Linked DNA regions of Homo sapiens: region 2 is linked to region 1. The links are chromatin loops, found by intact Hi-C in ENCODE. Cell type or tissue: heart right ventricle. All regions are shown on one strand. Links, peaks and the distances in the headings refer to the core of each region. The heading gives the core; the rest is flanking DNA. Region 1 overlaps LOC101928004 (a long non-coding RNA gene). Region 2 has its middle 91 kb from the start of LINC03055.

Region 1 (8,664 bases), core at 388-8,387:
GGTGTTTTGCTGTGGGTGTGCTATGACTGGCCTGTATGGGCTCCTGGGAGCTGACTGTTAATATATTTAGAAATTTTGCTAGCTGGTTGGCCATGGTAGGAGTATTTATACCAGGGAAACTAGCAAATGGCATGTCAGGGCTTTTTCTCCTGCTCCTCTGTAGAGCCAGCTTACCAGGACACCACTGATGACTGCATGGAGCAGCCAGGAGGGATTATGGCTGGTTATTTCACTTTCTTTTTTTTAGTCCTGAATTTTATCAAGGAATATAATACAATATATTATATATATTATCTTACATAATTCTTACATATTATATCACATTATAACTAATCTTTGATAAATTTCAGGACTAAAATGTAACTACTTATATATATTCCTTATATATAATATTGCCTTATATAACATACTATATATAATCGTTGTAATATAATACATATAAAAAGGAATATGATATAAATGTGTCCCACTATAAATAGGACAAGAAGACAGGCATACAATTAGACTATGGAATAGTCCATAATAAAGAATCAAGAGGTTGAAAACACCAGCCTTGGAGACATCAGTATCCAGACACTGTAGGAGGTGCTGTGGTGACCAGTGGGGATTTGGAAGGAATGCAAGTGTCACTTTCATTAAGTGCAGCCCTGCCTCGCCGCTGCTAGTCAGCAGCTAAGGCCCTGCACTGAGGGAGGCCTGCCTGGCCCAGAGGTTACACTGCCCCTTCTCCTTCCCACCCTAGGGCACAAAAGCCACTCCCTTGCCTCAAAGTAAATTACCTATGTGAGGGTTATGAACTGCTGGCGTTTAAGCCAGCAGCTTCTTTCAAGTTTTTGCCAATTAAAGGCAATTAGGCAAGCACTAGAAGAAATCATTAACCCTCTAGTGAAACCAGAGCATTTCTATATTCTCCCCCCTTTGTGGAGCAAGTGCTAAAAGCAATCATTTCCAAAAAGCCGAAGCAACAAGGATGAATCCTCCCATCTCCATCACCAATGCCCAGTGGACCAAGGTTTTGGTATGAAGAAATGAGTTTTCTTAGCTATCATTATCAGCAGTGCTTTTACCCAAATGCAAATTCCTTGCTCCAGCCTGTCTTTGACACAGGGGTGGGCGACTTCTCAAAGGTGGTGCAGGGAATAAGCCCCCAGGAGGTGGCATCTGAGCTAGGACTGAAGACCTAAGGGAACCAGCCCTGCGAAAATCTGGAGGAGGAGACATCAAGTCCCTCACCACATCCCAGGAATGAAAGACCCAGGTAACAGCCTCAGGTGGGGCGGGGGAGGCCAGAGCCGCCTGGGTGGCCCTGCCGCTCTGTGGGCCTTGTCAGCCATGTGGAGGAGTTCAGGTATTTCTAAGTATAAAAGCTTCCAGGTCGGGCATGGTGGCTCAAGCCTGTAATCCCAGCACTTCGGGAGGCCAAGGTAGGTGGGTCACCTGAGGTCAGGAGTTTGAGACCAGCCTGACCAATATGGTGAAACACCATCTCTACTAAAATTACAAAAATTAGCTGGGTATAGTGGTGTGTGCCTGTAGTCCCAGCTACTCGGGAGGCTGAGGCAGGAGAATCGCTTGAACCTGGGAGACGGAGGTTGCAGTGAGCTGAGATCATGCCCGTGTACTCCAGACTGGGCGACAGAGTGAGACTCCATTAAAAAAAAAAGCCTTCAGGCTCATCACCTTGGTGAGGCAACCACCAATTTAAGTGACCTTCCAGAGCCCCCAGGCATCCCCCTACACAAATACTTTTTTCTAAGAGTGACTAAAATTGGTGTTTCCTAACCTACATAAAAAATCACTTAGGTGAGCAGTATAAAATACCACTCACTTTTCCTCCCCTATAAGATTACAGATATATCTAAAGTCTTCAGGTCTGTATATAGTAGTGACTTAGCTACATCACTGGTTAAAGTAAATGTGCCAGGACTGACTTCCCAGGTCTCTCATAGGCACGCCCTTCAAACCCACATTGAACCTGAAATCCCAGTGTTCCAGGTTCAGTTGGTTTCCAATGGCACCCAGGTGTCAGGTTGACCCGATAGGATGCCTTAGGTATCGGGGCCGTGGGGGGATGGGAGGATGCAGGTGCCACCTTAAAGCATCACACCATCCCACCAGGCTGTTCCAGAAAACACAAAACTTTTTCAGACTCTGTCTCCAGAAAGGGACTTAGTCTCCAAAGAGGTTGGTTTTATCTAGATGAGTTGATAGAGAATGTCTGCTGGAATTGGGCTCTGATTCAGTCAGCGTTTGCTATTTAAATCAGTCTTAGATAACTTCCCTATCAATTGCATTCTCTCTTGCATGAAAATTACTTCCTGACTGCCTCCTCCTAGCTCAGTACTGTTCTATTGCTTAGGACAGGAGTGGGCAGTGCCCTCGTAGATGTTCATGCGTGTACTGATAAAAATTACCTATAACTCTTAGTGTGATCTAACACTTCAAGCAGTATCTGAGAGAAGGGGTATCGGATATAAAACAAATCATGGCCTGCCAGAGAAGAGTCCTTCAGTGAGCTCTTGAGAGTTGAAGCCAAAGAGGCCAGATGCTGAAGAACTTGGATGCTGTCTTAATGAGTTTCACAGTTAGCCTGTAGGTGATGGAGAGTCATAAAAGAATTTTAAGTAGGGGAATGACATAATCACACTTGCATTTTAAAAATACAGCTTTGGCTGTGATAAGTGGGGAACGGGATAAGGGTTTAACTTATCATGCACACTAAATTACTTCAAAACATAATGCCTTCAAACAACAGCACATTTGGTTGTGTGTGTGGCAGGGTGGAGATCAGGATTTCTGGAGCTGCTTAGCTGAGAGGTTTTGGTTAAGGGTCTCCCAGGAGGTTGCCATGAAGGTGCAGGCTGGGGTCACAGGCACTGGAAGGCATGGCTGGAGCAAGCAGACCATTTCCAAGTGGCTCACTCTCATAGCTGCCAAGTTGGTGATTGCTGTTTGTAGATACATCCAGTTCCTTCCACATCAACCCTGCCATAGGCTGCTTGAGTAGTCTCATGACATGGCAGCTGGCTCACCCCAGAATAAGGTAAGAATGATCTGAGAAAGTGGTGAAAGTGGCAATGTGTTTTGTGATCTGACCTCAGAAATGACGTATTGTCATCTTCTATTTGGTAGAGGAGAGCTGTTATGTCTAGCTCACGCTCAAGGTAAGGGAATTAGACTCCACCCTTTGAAAGAAGGTGTGCTAGAGAACTTGCAGATGCAATTTAAGATGTTTGTGGAGGTTCCAAAATAAGAGGTTATTTTATGAATCAGGTGAAAAGGAAAAGGGGTTGTAATCTAACCCTAAAGCAGTGAGAACAGGGCACAGATTTAAAAGCCATTAGGGTGCTGGAATTGATAGGCTTCGGACACTGCTTGTAATTAGTCTTAGCTGGGAGGAATCTAGAAGAGTTGCAATCTATAGGAGGAAGGGTATGGTCAGGACATGCTACATGTGAGATGCCTTGGTACAGTGAAGTAGACATTTCAAATAGGCAGTTGTACATACGAATCTGGGATTAATCTGGAGGTCGTAAGTGTGAAAGCTATGAATATAGATGAGATCACTTAGGCAAAGGGAGTTGTGGAGAGTGGCCACAGGATTAAAGGGTGGGAGCAGAGTGTGGGAGAGGGCACTTAGAAATGTTTCCAGGCAAATGTTGGGGGCCTTTGGAGGTAGGTGATTATGCATGTCCTGTGGTGACTGACTACATGGTTGCCTCAAAGAACTATCTGCTTGATTGCAGGTTTGATGGTGGTAGATAGTGTGAAGACTTTAACTTCTGTGCCTCAGTTTCATCATCTGAAAAATGGGCATAACGGCAACTACCTTATGGATTAATATAGGATTAAATGGGATAATGGGTGTAAATGCTTAGCAAAGCTCATAGCATTTAGTAAGTGCTCAGTAAAAGGTCACTATAAGCATTGGCAAATACCCTCTTGACTAGGATTGAGGACGAGAATGAGAAAGTAATGAGATAGAGCCATAAAAGCAAATGTGTAGAAAGGAGTTTATCTACTAGGCTGTGAGGACTGCTGAAGGATGTTGAGCTGGGGTGACTTAGAGTCTGCATTCAAAGTCCTGGCAAGAAAGTGGACTGGAGCCCCCAGGGCAGATCAGGGTGCCTTCTCACAGGGTCATGGCACCATGCCCTGCTTGGACTTTGCTTTGCTTTCTTTCTTTACTGGGACATTCAGGCGAATGCGTAGTTGAGGAAACAGATGATGAGTTACCGTTTCCCTCACTGGGTCTGATCAGAGCCACACACAGTGATTAGGGACAGGGGATCTGGTGCTCCGTTCACTGCAGGGGAACATTCCTCCGAGGGACCTCTTTCTGATTGTTCTAATCATCCCTGCTGGTTGGACAGCAGAGAGGGGCACGTTTTTCTGAAGTTGCTCCAGTCTGGAGTTCTCAATCAGATGAAAAGGAAGCCGCTTGTCATGAGGCGGGGCTCTGGGCCATGTGGAAACTGAGACAAGTCATGTCCAGAAAGGCGCACCTAATCAGCGGCTTATCTTTGGGCGTAGAGTCGAGCGGTTGATATGTGTTTCTGCATGCACTCTCCCAAGGTGACCTATGGCCATGGCAGTCATTGCTGTGGCAGGCTGTGTCTGAGATCACAGGAACGGGTGATGAGGAGCCCCTGTGTCCTGCCCTGAGGACCCAGCGGCCATCTTGCCCGCGGAGACTACAAGTCCCAGCATGCACTGTGCAAGCCCCCGGCATCAGCCCCTGTTGCAACAGAGGCCCGGAGCCGCCTCCTGCCTCCCTCAGAAATGCCCTTTCTTAACTTCCAGCAAGTTGGCAGGTGGCCGCCCAGCCCAGGACTCGAGCAAATGCTTTCAGTGTGATGGTGGTGCCATTTTTAATTCCTGGTGGCTTCCTTACACCATGGTGAGGCAGAAAAACGAGATCTCTTGCAGAGCACGGCCTCGCCTCTCATTCAGCCGGGACCAGAACTCTGGCGAGATCCAGAATATTGTCAGATGGGAGCTGTGGCCGTGAATAAAAAAAATGAAACCAGATGTTCTTCCCTCCAGTTGCCTCATGTCCGTGCAGGGGCTTGGAGGAGGAGGCTGTAAAAATGTCACAGCCCTTGATTCCTGAGGCCCAGATTTACGCGCCAAGTAACCTTGCACCATAAATCCACTGCCCTCGCTGGAGCATCAGCTTCCGAAGGGGCAGGGCCCAGCTGTGGTGTTGACCAGAGCAGGCGGACGGAGCTGTGGGGACGCGGGTGGGGAACACGTGGGCAGGGAGTCTGGCCGGGAATCGAGATTGCTTTTCAAGAATTTTTACATGGGCAAGAGATTTTAAAAGATTGGCTCGGAGTTTGGCCTTAGGAGATACGCCAAACTCTATTTTGCATCTTAGCCTGAAAGGGAGCTTGATTTCTCTTTGGAGTGAATTGGCAGATGCAAGAGAACTTGGGAATGGAACTCACATAGGCAAAGTTTTCATTGCAGGTTGAAGTATTTGCAGGAGAAATGAGAAGCCGGCAGAGGCCAGACCCTGTGAGCCCATAGAGGCTGGGATTTATCCTGAGTGCCACAGAAAGATTTTGGATTTAAGTTTTAAAATGGTTATTCTATCTGCCGTGGAGAGAACAGATTATAGGGGTGGAGATGAGAATGGAAGCAAAAAGGCAACGTAGGAGTATAGAAGTCCATGCAAGTGATGGTGACGTGGACGAAGAGGAAGTGTGAAAATGGTGGCTCAGAGGTGGGGTGAACAGACAGTGGGAAAAATTAGGGCTACTTCCAGGGATTCTGGCATGTGCGGTGGAGGGGATAGGGATGTCACTGAGACAGAAGCCTGGAGGAGGAGCAAGTTTGTTGATGAGATTGAGAGTTTAGTTTGGGACATGTTGGGTTGAAAACACTTATCCATGCCGATGTTTTAAACAGACACTTGGATATATGGGTCTGCAGATATGAAAGCTCAGGGCTAAGAGAAACTGGGGAGTCACCTTATAGATGGCAATCAAAAAGGTGTTTGGGCCACAGTTACTCTGTGCTGTTGACACTATCATTGTTGTCACCTTTTGCCTCTCCCTGGCCACCCCAATAACACCAGGCGGGCTTTAGGTCATGGATGCAATCTCACGCATTGCTGTTCCCCCTCTGTCTAGCATCTGTTTTTATTTTTCCAGCTGGACCAAAAAGTGACACCACTGCTACCATACATGGTACAAAAGCTTCTTATCCTGACTCTAGACAAGCAGAATTCCTCCCAAGTTCCCCATTTCTGCCTTTTTGCATCATCTGTCTCAAGTTTTCTGCTCTTAACATTCTCCCCATCTGTTGACATTTTTATGGTGGGTCTAGCCTTATTGTCACTAAACATCGTTGATTTACTTTATTTTATCCATGTTGCTTGAAGTACGTGATTAGTTTTTAGTACATTCTAATGACTAAATTCTGATAGCTGACTTTACAAAATGCTTCTAGGTGTATGTCTAACCAGCTGATGATCAGGGCATCCCTGTTCACGGTGGGGACTGGTGGGGACGTCACTTGGTGATGCCCATTAAGAAGGCAGGTTGCAGTGGGTCATTCTGTGTATGCTTAACATGTTAAATGCAGTTTCCATTTTACATAGCTGCGTCGTCTGTTCTAATTAAATAGTAACAAATGTTCCATTCAGTGGATTCTTCATATAAAATGACTCAAACAACTTTCCCCTCCCCCAAATAAGGCTGGAAACGGATGCACACTTGTGCCATGGAGTTAAAACCTGCACTCGTGTGTCCAAAGCCTGAACAGATGCACTGGGACAGCTGAGTGTTGCTTTGTTGATTGGCAGGGGGTTGATTGTGGTCTAATGCGGAGCCTTAGCGCTGCTGTTTGATCCCAGGACAGGTCTCTTTCTCCCCATATCAGTGAGCCTCATCCCCCACTTAATCATGAAGTGCTTAATCATGAGGCTCAGAAGGAACTGACAGAGCCTCCCGCCCCAGCACCTTGCCAGGGGTGCCCCCAGCTCTGCCTACTCCTAGTGTGTTTAGCCTTTGCGGATTCCTAGATTCCTCCTGGACTGGATCTTCAGATTTCAACCCCCTTTGGGAGACTCGTTACTGTTAACTGGGATGGCAGTGCGGATCCAGGAGTCAGGAGAGTATGTGCTGTACAGGAAAGTGTGTAGAAGGTCAGATGGCTCACAGCGGGCGTGGAGCACAAGAAGCAAAGAGAAGCAGGTTGGAGCTCTGTCTGGGGGAGAACGGCCAGGTCAAGGCAGAGGCTGAAACGAGCTTAGAAAGCAGATTGAGAGGGAAAGACTGGGTGAGGGTGGGGTGGTGGTGGAGAACCAGGCCAGAGGGTCATGGAAGCCAGGGGAGAAGAAATTTCCAGGAGGAAGAGTGATGAGTCAGTGCCCCGCAGAGGTTATTAAGACACAATAGAAGTGTCCATTAGACTTGGAAATTCAGCAGTAACCAGTGTGATAAGAGCTGGTTAATGGACATGTGGTGGGTCCCAACACCAGCCTACAGGAGGTTAGTAAGTAGGACAGTGAAAGTACTTTTAGAAAATTTGGCAAAGAGGGGCAGAAGTTAGAGGGAATGCCAAAGCTGCTGGAGGAATCTGATCGCTAGTTTCTGTGTGTAAGGTTTTCTGCTGTTTTGCTCGGAGGCAGGGGTTTATAATGGTATTTACTTCACGAAGGCTCAAGTCTCCAGCGGTGTGTCTGGAGGGGGTTATATATGCCAGAAAGGGGTTGGAGTAACAAACCAAGAGATCTGCCCACTTTTTAACCACCCACTCTTCTGCTCGACAGCTGCACCTGTGCCTTTGCAATTCAAACCTAGGGACTCGCCACCCTCAGTGCCCAGTCAAAACCCGCTAAAGCCCTGGCAAGGAAGCCGTTTGGTGCAATTCCTGCTATCCCTGGGAGAGTATTTTTGTTGTCTTCATTATGGTTTTGCTTTTCCCTGGAGAGAATTGTGATGGGTACGACGAAGGGCACACCTGGAGAGAGGGTGAAGAGAACAGGGAGGGGATGCTAGCGCAGAGAGGAGAATGAGGTCTGCACAGCAGTGTCAGGCCAGTGAAGGCAGGAGCGAGCAGGAGGCAGGGCAGGGGTGAGTTGCAGAGCTCAGGGCATTCATGACTGGCCAGCTCACCTTTCCCTGTTTAGTAGGGGGCAAGGCTTCCTATTGTGCAGGATGACGAGGGAGCCATGAGGCTCCAGGAAAAAATCTGAGGCTGAACTGTTGTGGGGGCTGAGAGGGAGCTGAATGGGGCTGGGAGAGGACTGTCTCATCACCATGGCCCGATCAAGGCTAAGGATGCAGACTTGGTGTCCCTGGCGCAAGTGGTCCAGAGTTTCTTCCATCAGTGCCATCAAGATGGGGGAAGGAAGAAAGTACGTGGGAATTAGGGGAGAGGTCAAGACTGTAAGGCAGGTGAGATTATGGGCTGATGGGTCAGAGGATCTGGGGGTCATGAGCAAGTCATCCTTTCTCTAGCCCCTCCCACCCCAGCCTCTTTATTGAAAAGCTGGTTTATTTCACTCCTGTGTTTTGATACAGAGAGAGGCCGGTGGGAGCATTTTTCCTTCTGGTAATCCATGCGCTGAAACAAGACCTGGCAGTGAGGAAGGGCCAGGAAAGGAGGCAGGTGGGACTGGTTGGCAGTGGGAGGCAGAAGAACTATGCTGAT
Region 2 (8,664 bases), core at 204-8,203, 240 kb before region 1:
ATTTTTTTTTTTAATTTTCTATTTTCTGGGGAAGACTTTTAAAAACAAATCTGGGCTGGGCATGGTGGCTTATGCCAGTAATTCCAGCACTTTGGGAGGCCAAGGCGGACGGATCACTTGAGCCCAGGGGTTTGAGACCAACCTGGGCAACATGGTGAAACTCTGCCTCTACAAAAAATACAAAAAATGAGTGAGGCATGGTGGTGGGCACCTGTAGTCCCAGCTACTTGGGAAGCTGAGGCAGGAGGATCGCTTGAGCCCAGGAGGTTGAGGCTGCAGTGAGCTGAGATCGCGCCACTGCATTCCAGCCTGGGCGACAGAGCAAGACTCCATCTCAAAACAAAACAAAAAACCCCAAACAAACAGAAAATCTGGAACTATTGTGGCAAGCAGAGAAAGTGCAGAACAGAATCAGACTTAGGTGCGAGCAGGGATGGCTGAGATCCATGAAACTGAACCACTCTCTAGGCAGAAAGGGATTTGTTTTCAAGCAAGTGGTAGACACATCTCGGAAGAGGGCAACTCATTGTGGGCTATGAGGCCTTGGGGGAGCAGAGGTCACCTAACTTCTGTACAGAAGGGAAGCTGTATATGAGAGAAGGCAAGAAGGCAGGGAAGTTTGGCATTGTGTACGCATGGGCACAGGTGCTTGTGTTTCTGACTCCCAAGGCCACCTGCTTTTCCTTCCAGTGGGGTCTCCCACTTTTGTACTCCCCCTGGTGAAGTGTCACGCAAGTACTAAGTACATTGTATATGATTCTACTGGAACCAGTGACTTTTTTATTTTTGTGAAGGATCTTGGAGTCCCACAGACCTGGATTTGATTTCTTGCTCTGCTACTTAACAGTTTCGTATCCCTGGTGAGTTGTGGAATCCCCTGGCCCTTGGATTCCTCCTCTGTATAATGGGGCAACACGTGCTTGTCTATCTCCAGATGTGTTGCAAGGATAATAAATGAAATATGAGAGTGCTTTGAAAACTATAAACTGCAAGGTAAATAGTGCAGCAAGTTGTTATGGATTGGACTGGATTTCCCCAAAGTTCCTATGCAGAAGCTCCAGCCCCCAGTGTGACTATATTTGGAGACGGGCTTTAAAAAAGATAATTATGATTAAATGAGATAAGAAGGATGGGGCCCTAATCGGACAGAATTGGTGTCTTTATAAGAAGAGGAAGACACCAGTGATCTCTCTGGGCGCAATCACAGGGGAAAGGCCACGTGAAGATGCGGTGAGAAGACAGCTGTCTGCAGGCCAGGAAGAGAGGCCTCACCAGGAACCAGCCCTGCTGGCACCTTGGTCTTGGACCTCTAGCCTCCAAATTGTGACAAAATAAATTTCTGCTGTTTAAGTCACCCAGCCTGTGGTCTTCTGTTCTGGCAGCCCTAGCAGACTGATAAACAAGTTAGCTAACAATTACAAGTTACATAGCAATTTAAAGCTTGCAGAATACTTCCTTTGTGCAACTTCTTTTAAAAATTGTTATGTTTTGTTAAAGGGGTAACAAAATACTGTCAGGTAGCATGTAAAAATCTGTTTTCTTTTTAAAAAATCGAAAACAAATTTTTTTGTAGAGACTGGAAGTGGTGCGGGGCGTGTGCCGGGGGTCAGGGCAGCAATTGTCACTATGTTGCCCAGGCTGGTCTCAAACTCCTGGGCTCAAGTGATCCTCCTGCCTTGGCCTCCCAAAGTGTTGGGATTACAGCCATGAGCTACCACACCTGGATGAAATCTATTTTAATTAAGTGCATACATTTCTTGCATCATGAAGTGTTATTGAGAAGTGCTATAAAGCAGGTGGAAATGTTTGACAATTAAGTAGTGAAGCTGAAAGTGCAGTACAATAGGTATTCCTTGGGAGAAGCTCCTTGTGCTGTTTACCCTAAATCTCCTGCTCTGTGCTTCCCTGCATGTTGCTAGTACTTCTGGAGCTGATATAATTTTTTTTCCAGCTACAGTGTGCAATGCCGCTTCAAGACAAGAGGCTACAATTTTGTGGACGGACTTCCAGAAACACGAATTCCTCCTTCCACGCCCTAATCCTGATTTCTTGGATTAGTGAATCACAGACACAGTCATTGTGCTCTGGTACCAGCTTGTTGGTCCCAGCTGTTTACACGAATTTACCTTTCCTCCCTTCCTCTTTGTGCTCTACTGACACTTTTCCTTTTGCACATAAGCTCCTTCCTCTCCCTCACAGTTTTAGTAAGAACCATGGGCAGCTGGAGGTGAGGGACCATCTCCTGTCCCCATACTTCAGAAGGGCCTGGGAAAGGTAGGAAGAAAGTGTCACCTTTGTCCTACCAGTGAGATACACTAGGTACTTAGGCACTTTGGCTTATATCAGCACTGTTGGAGTTATGAGTTCAGTCTTGGAAAATGAGGTCTCTTCAGGCCCTTTCTTTCTCCTTTATGAAATGTGTTAAACTTGTCCGGCCGGGGTAAATTCCCATCCTCCAAAGCCTTTGAGTATCTCCCTGTTGCCTATGAGGGTGACGGTTTTTAAGGTCTGGGTAGGAAGGATCAGTGCCTGGGTGGCCCCAGGCATTAAGGGTTTGGAGGGTTGGATTATCCTCAGGGCAGGCTCTGCTTTTCTTTTCCTTTATTATAGTAAAACATACATAAAATTTACCATTTCAACTATTCTTCCAACTCAGTGGCATTAAATGCATTCATGTTGTCCTGCTACTATCACCACCATTCATCTCTAGGACTTTTTCATCTTCCCAAACTGAAACTCTGTCCCCATTAAACAATTGCTTCCCATTTTTCCCTCCCTCCAGCCCCGGGCAACCACCATTCTATTTTCTGTCTCTAGGAATTTGATGATCGTAGGTGCCTCGTACGAGTGGAAGGACATTTGTCCTTCTGTGTCTGGCTTATTTCACTGCGTATAATGTCTTTGAGGCGCATGCATGCTGTAGCATGGGTCAGAATGGCCTTCCTTGTTAAGGCTGAATCATATTCCACGGTGTGGATAGACTACATTTTCTTCATCCACTCACCCGCCGATGGACACCTGGGTGGGGTCCATCTTTTGGCTATTGCCAATAGTGCTGCTATGAACACGGGTGTACAAGCATCTGTTCAAGTCTCTGCTTTCAATTCCCCCGGGCGTACACCCAGAGGAGAATTGCTGAGTCCTGTGGTCATTCTCTGTTTAACTTTTTGAGAAACCCTCAAACTGGTTTCCACAGAGGCTGGGCCATTTTACATTCTCACCAACCATGATAGGCACCTTTTTAATATGTGTGGTAATTTATTGGGCACCTTCAGCTGCTCGATTAAAGCTATAGGGAAACAACAGGAACACCGTGTAAAATGTGCAATGGCCATATATAACAGGTTACGTGCCAAACAAAAATCTCTTTTCTTCAAGTTTTCTCACCAAACAGCTTTAGGTTTAGGATTCATTTTGAACTTTTTTTTTTTTTTTTTTTTAAGACAGGGTCTCACTCTGTTGCTGCTCAGGCTGGAGTGCAGTGGCACAGTCATGGCTCAGTGCAGTCTCAACTTCCTGGGCCCAAGTGATCCTCCCACCTCAGCCTCCTGAGTAGCTGAGACTATAGGCGTGCAGCACCATACCCAGCTAATTTTTGTGTATATACATTTTTCTTTTCTTTTCTTTCTTTTTTTTTTTAGAGAATGGGTTTCACTCTGTTGCCCAGACTGGTCTCAAACTCTGGGCTCAAGAGATCCTCCTGCCTCAGACTCCCAAAATGTGGGGATTACAGGAGTGAGTCACTGTGCCCACTTTGAACTCTAATACATAGAAATATTTGACCAAACAGAAACCAAACTCTCCCTGCTCTATTGAAAGTGATCTTGTAACAAATAAATTCCTTGGACCAGACTTGTGGCTTTCTGTGCAAATGTGACATAGCAGTTATATATTCAATAACAAAGTTAATTTCCTCACTTATTCCAAATGTTTGTTGAACTTATTAGGAAAAATTATTCCTTAATCTAAGTTTTTACCCTTTGCTTTGCTTTGAAATCAAATAAGTATATACTTATTATGCAAGTTAAAATTCTTATAACAAACTGTGCAGGCATCTGGAAGGTGGTATGTAAAGGTGCTCAGTAAGTGTCTGAAAATGGAACAGATTCTTTTTTTTTGAGACAGAATCTTACTCTGTCACCCAGGCTGGAGTACAGTGGCGTGATCTCGGCTCACTGTGACCACTGCCTCCCAGGTTCAAGCAATTCTCCTGCCTCAGCCTCCTGAGTGGCTGGGATTACAGGCACACACCACCACGCCCAGCTCATTTTTTTGTAGTTTTAGTAGAGACAGAGTTTTGCGATGTTAGCCAGGCTGGTCTTGAACTCCTGAGCTCAAGCCATCTGCCCGCCTCGGCCTCCCAAAGTGCTAGGATTAATAAGCATGAGCCACCTCTCCTGCCTAGGAACAGATTCTTTCTGATTAGGTTTTGGAACCAGTGGTACATCACCTCCTCTCTTCCCCTAAAGTTCTGGGGTAGAAGAAAGGGAGAATTTAGTTCCATGTGGCTGTTTTAGAGAGGTTTTTAAAGCGTGGCTGATGTTGTGCTTGCCAGTGACAAGCAGAACACTTTTTAAAAATAGATTGATTGATGGAGACAGAGTCTTGCTCTGTTGCCCAGGCTGGAGTGCAGTGACACGATCACGGCTCACTGCAGCTTTAGACTCCTGGGCTCAATGGATCCTCTTACCTCAGCCTCCTGAGTAGCTGGGACTACAGGTGCACACGACCACCCCCAGCTAATTTTTTGCAGAGTTGGGATTTTACTGTGTTGCCTAGGCTGGTCTCAAACTTCTGGACTCAGGTGATCCACCCACCTCAGCCTCCCAAATTGTTGGGATTACAGGCATGAGCCACCGCACCCAGTCAGAACGATTGTTTTTGAAGTGACCCTCTGCTTGTTTTTGAAGTGACCCTCTGCTTGGCTCCACGTGATTCTGTCACACGGCACTGACTACGTTGTATTTATCAAGGGAAGCTGAGAGGCTTAAAATAAAAGCTGATGATGCACAAGAAAGCCCTGTGCCAACTGCAATGGGCTGTGAGCAGGTGCTGTATGTTTCTCTACTAGCAGAGGTGAAGCCAGAACAAGGCTCTTGTATAGGAGCTTCCTGTTCCTGACCCTTTACTGCCCTGGCCCTCCCATGGGAGAGAACGCCACTTCCGATGATAACTTTGGCTCCACTGGTGAATCTGTCTTCAGCCTGAGGTTTCTTATTTGTCTCTTTGATAATGGTACTTAAGAAGCTACCAAGGAGGTTAGGCCCAGTCTAATTTGGGGACTAAAAGATAAGGGTTGAGGATTCTTTTGCAACTCTTTATCTACTACTATGGAACTTGGTCTCACATCAAAAAAAAAAAAAAGAAACTGGAACTAGAGGAGACTAAAATAGGTTGTGTTCCAGGATTATATGGAGCAACCTAATTTGGACTGGAAACCGTGGAGAGAAAGTTCATGACCTTGACCTGCAGAACTGTAGGCACTTCCCCTTTGGTCAATAGGCACCAACTTTGCACCATATCACATTAGGGCCATCATCCAGGAAAGATTTTTAAGTTCAAGAACTTCTAGGTAACTCTCCTGTACTTTGTATTTCAGCATCTTCTTCTTATACTCACTGGCTATGGAGACATGAATTGTGCCAAGTGGGAGGGTAGTTCCTCCTAGGGTTCTTTTTTTTTTTTTTTGAGACAGAGTCTCGCTCTGTCATCCAGGCTGGAGTGCAGTGGTGTGATCTTGGCTCACTGCAAGCTCTGCCTCCCGGGTTCAAGGGATGCTCCTGCCTCAGTCTCCCGAGTAGCTGGGATTACATGCACCCGCCATCACGCCCGGCTGATTTTTGTATTTTTAGTAGAGACGGGGTTTCATCATGTTGGCCAGGCTGGTCTCGAACTGCTGACTTTGGGTGATCTGCTCCCCTCTGCCTCCCAAAGTGCTGGGATTACAGGCATGAGACACCGCATCCGGCCTCTCCTAGGGTTCTGAGGGCTTTTTCTTTTATACAGTCTTCCCAAGAACGTGTTCTTCTGACTGACGTTCCTGTCTCCATTTCCTCACTTTTCTCAAGGCAGCACATGCACTGAGCACGGATATGTATTTTTTGTAGTTGGCTAAGAGCAATAGTTGATATTTGAAATACTCTTTTGACCTTGATATACTGACTCACCAGCTAGTTTTAATGTGTAAGCTGAAGTGAAAAACAATCGTGTCTAAAATCTATGTTCTTTGGGATACTTAGCACATGGCAGTCTTCATATATTAAATGTCACTAGTGATTATACGTTGCTTGTCACTCGTGATAGTGTAAATAAGAGAGTGTGAATCTTGGTGGGTAGACGTTATTCTCAGGTGCATTGTATAATTACTTCTGGCCTTGAACAGACGCAGTTATTTTTTTCTTTGCATGTCAGTCACTGAGACCTTACGAGGTGTTATGTTCCGTGTCATAAAGAGATTAAGAAGACGTGGCCGGGCGCAGTGGCTCACGCCTGTAATCCGAACACTTTGGGAGGCTGAGGCAGGTGGATCATGAGGTCAAGAGATTGAGACCATCCTGGCCAACACGGTGAAACCCCGTCTCTACTAAAAATACAAAAAATTAGCTGGGCGTGGTGGCGGGGGCCTGTAGTCCCAGCTGCTCGGGAGACTGAGGCAGGAGAATGGCGTGAACCCGGGAGGCGGAGCTTGCAGTGAGCCGAGATCGCACCACTGCACCCCAGCCTGGGCGACAGAGCAAGACTCTGTCTCAAAAAAAGAAAAAAAAAAGACACATTTCTTGCCCTCAAGGAACTTAGGAAAGGGCCTGAGAAGAAAACAGTCATGTCAATGTGATCATTGCTGCAAGAGAGTTTTGGACCTGAAGCAGGAAGTCTGCTGCTCTTGGTTTCACGGAGGAGAAGAAAACTTTTGAATAGCCGGGTTGGGGAGAGTTAAGCTGAATCTGGACCAGGGTTCTCCACCTCAGCACTATTGACATTCTGGGCTGGATAATTCTCTGCGGTGGGGGGCTGCCCTGTGCACTGCAGGATGTTTAGCAACATCCCGGGCCTCTACTCACTAGATGCTGGTGATAGCAACCCTGCATTCTCCAGGTCGTGTTCATGAAAAAAGTCTCCAGGCATTGCTGGGAGACAAAATTGGCCCTGATGGAGAATCACTGGGTCACCAGGGAAATCAGAGGGGACCACATCATGGTCAGGCATGGAGGGAGGAGAGAGCACGGTCCATTCCAATACTCTCAAGTGGATCAAAACTGAGTGGAACTTGGTGTACCTGGAGGCTGGAAGGTAGCTGGGCCTGACCTTGAAAGTCTCATCTGCAGATCCCAAATGAACTATGTGGGTGCAGGGGCAGCAACAGGAAATAGCACTTTCACATCAACTCAGAGCGTTCTCGGGGGGCCTTCCAATGGGTGTCATTAATAATATGCACCATCTGGCAGCTTCCTATTTGAACTAATTAGTCTTGCTAAGTACATGCTAAGCTTTTAAAATCGTTATTTTAAAATGCTGTGCACACTATAGTTCGGTGCCTTGGGGCAAAGCCCAGGTCTCTCAGTTTATGGCCACCCTTTGAAGAGAGGGTTTCACGTGCGTTCACCGCTGAAGGGTTTAGTAGAAGATTGTTTTTGTTTGTTTGTTTGTTTGGTGTTATTGTTGTTTGCAGACAGGGTCTTGCTCTGTTTCTCAGGCTGGAGTGCAGTGACATGATCATGGCTCACTGCAGCCTCAGACTCCTGGGCTCAAACAATCCTCCTGCCTGAGCCTCCTGAGTAGCTGGGACTACAGGTGTATGCCACTGTGCCCAGATAGTTTTTTATTTTTTGGTAGAGATGGGGTCTTGCTATGTTGGTCGTGAACTCCTGGTCTTAAAAGATCCTTCTGCCTTGGCCTCCCAAAGTGTTAGGGTTATGGGCATGAGGCACCATGTCTGTCCAAGTAGAAGACTGTTTTAGCAAGACTGACCTGTTATGAAAAGTCAGAGGGTACCAAGACCAGAGTCTGGGCAACCTGAGAGAAGGCAACAGAAATAATGAGTACTTGAGACTAAGACAACATGCGCCTGGGGTGGACAGGAGGGCTGGCTTGTGAGTCAATTAGAGGGTATGGCGGGCTGGGCTTGGACACGGGACATCAGGAGGAGGAGACTAGGATGAACCCAGGTTGTCTGTGTGGGCCTCTCCCTTTGGTAGGTGCATAGCAATGGGAGATAGGAGGGTAGCCAAAGCAGGCACAGCAGAGAGAAAAAAGACGGTAAGTTAGAGTCTCTAGTTGGGATGGAGGGAAGTTACCTCACAGACCACTGGAGTCTGGCATTGAGGAGAAAGGGCCAGACTGGAGATAAAGGTTTATGAGTCATCCTGTCGAGGTAGTAGTTGAAGCTGTGGGTGAGATTGCCCAGGGGGAGTGTGGAGAAAGAGAGTCAGGAGGCTGGGATGCAGTTGGGAGAGTAGCAGCTGTTTTCCATTCTGATTCAAAGCCTCTTTAGTAAGTTCTTTGTCTCACCATCCCTTTCCAAACCCACAGCCCACAATGATTACTCTTCTTTATTATTTTTTAAATTAAAAAGATTTTTTTTCTTTTAGAGAGATGGAATCTCTCCATGTCCTGGGCTCAAGTGATCCTCCCACCTTGGCCTCCCAAAGTGCCAGGATTGCAAGTGAC

The links. A loop is a pair of places that touch in the nucleus more often than their neighbours do. Peaks named below come from ENCODE experiments on the same cell type or tissue, not always from the same donor. Only the 100,000 strongest peaks of a DNase experiment are listed, where the experiment ranks them.
Region 2: it touches region 1 in a loop (4-fold over the local background); 2 of 110 quality-filtered maps call a loop at or near these places.

What each region holds. Positions count from the first base shown.
Region 1 is chr6:6,733,409-6,742,072 of GRCh38, reverse strand. The region is part of intron 2 of LOC101928004 (a long non-coding RNA gene); the gene reads left to right. Among named protein-coding and RNA genes, the nearest start is that of LY86-AS1, 110 kb to the right of the region's middle. In heart right ventricle, for the core only: no CTCF peak of the experiment used is centred there; a DNase peak (open chromatin) is centred at 4,742; H3K4me3 peaks cover 2,376 bases; H3K27ac peaks cover 7,545 bases.
Region 2 is chr6:6,972,344-6,981,007 of GRCh38, reverse strand. No RefSeq gene overlaps it. Among named protein-coding and RNA genes, the nearest start is that of LINC03055, 91 kb to the right of the region's middle. In heart right ventricle, for the core only: no CTCF peak of the experiment used is centred there; a DNase peak (open chromatin) is centred at 5,041; H3K27ac peaks cover 2,059 bases.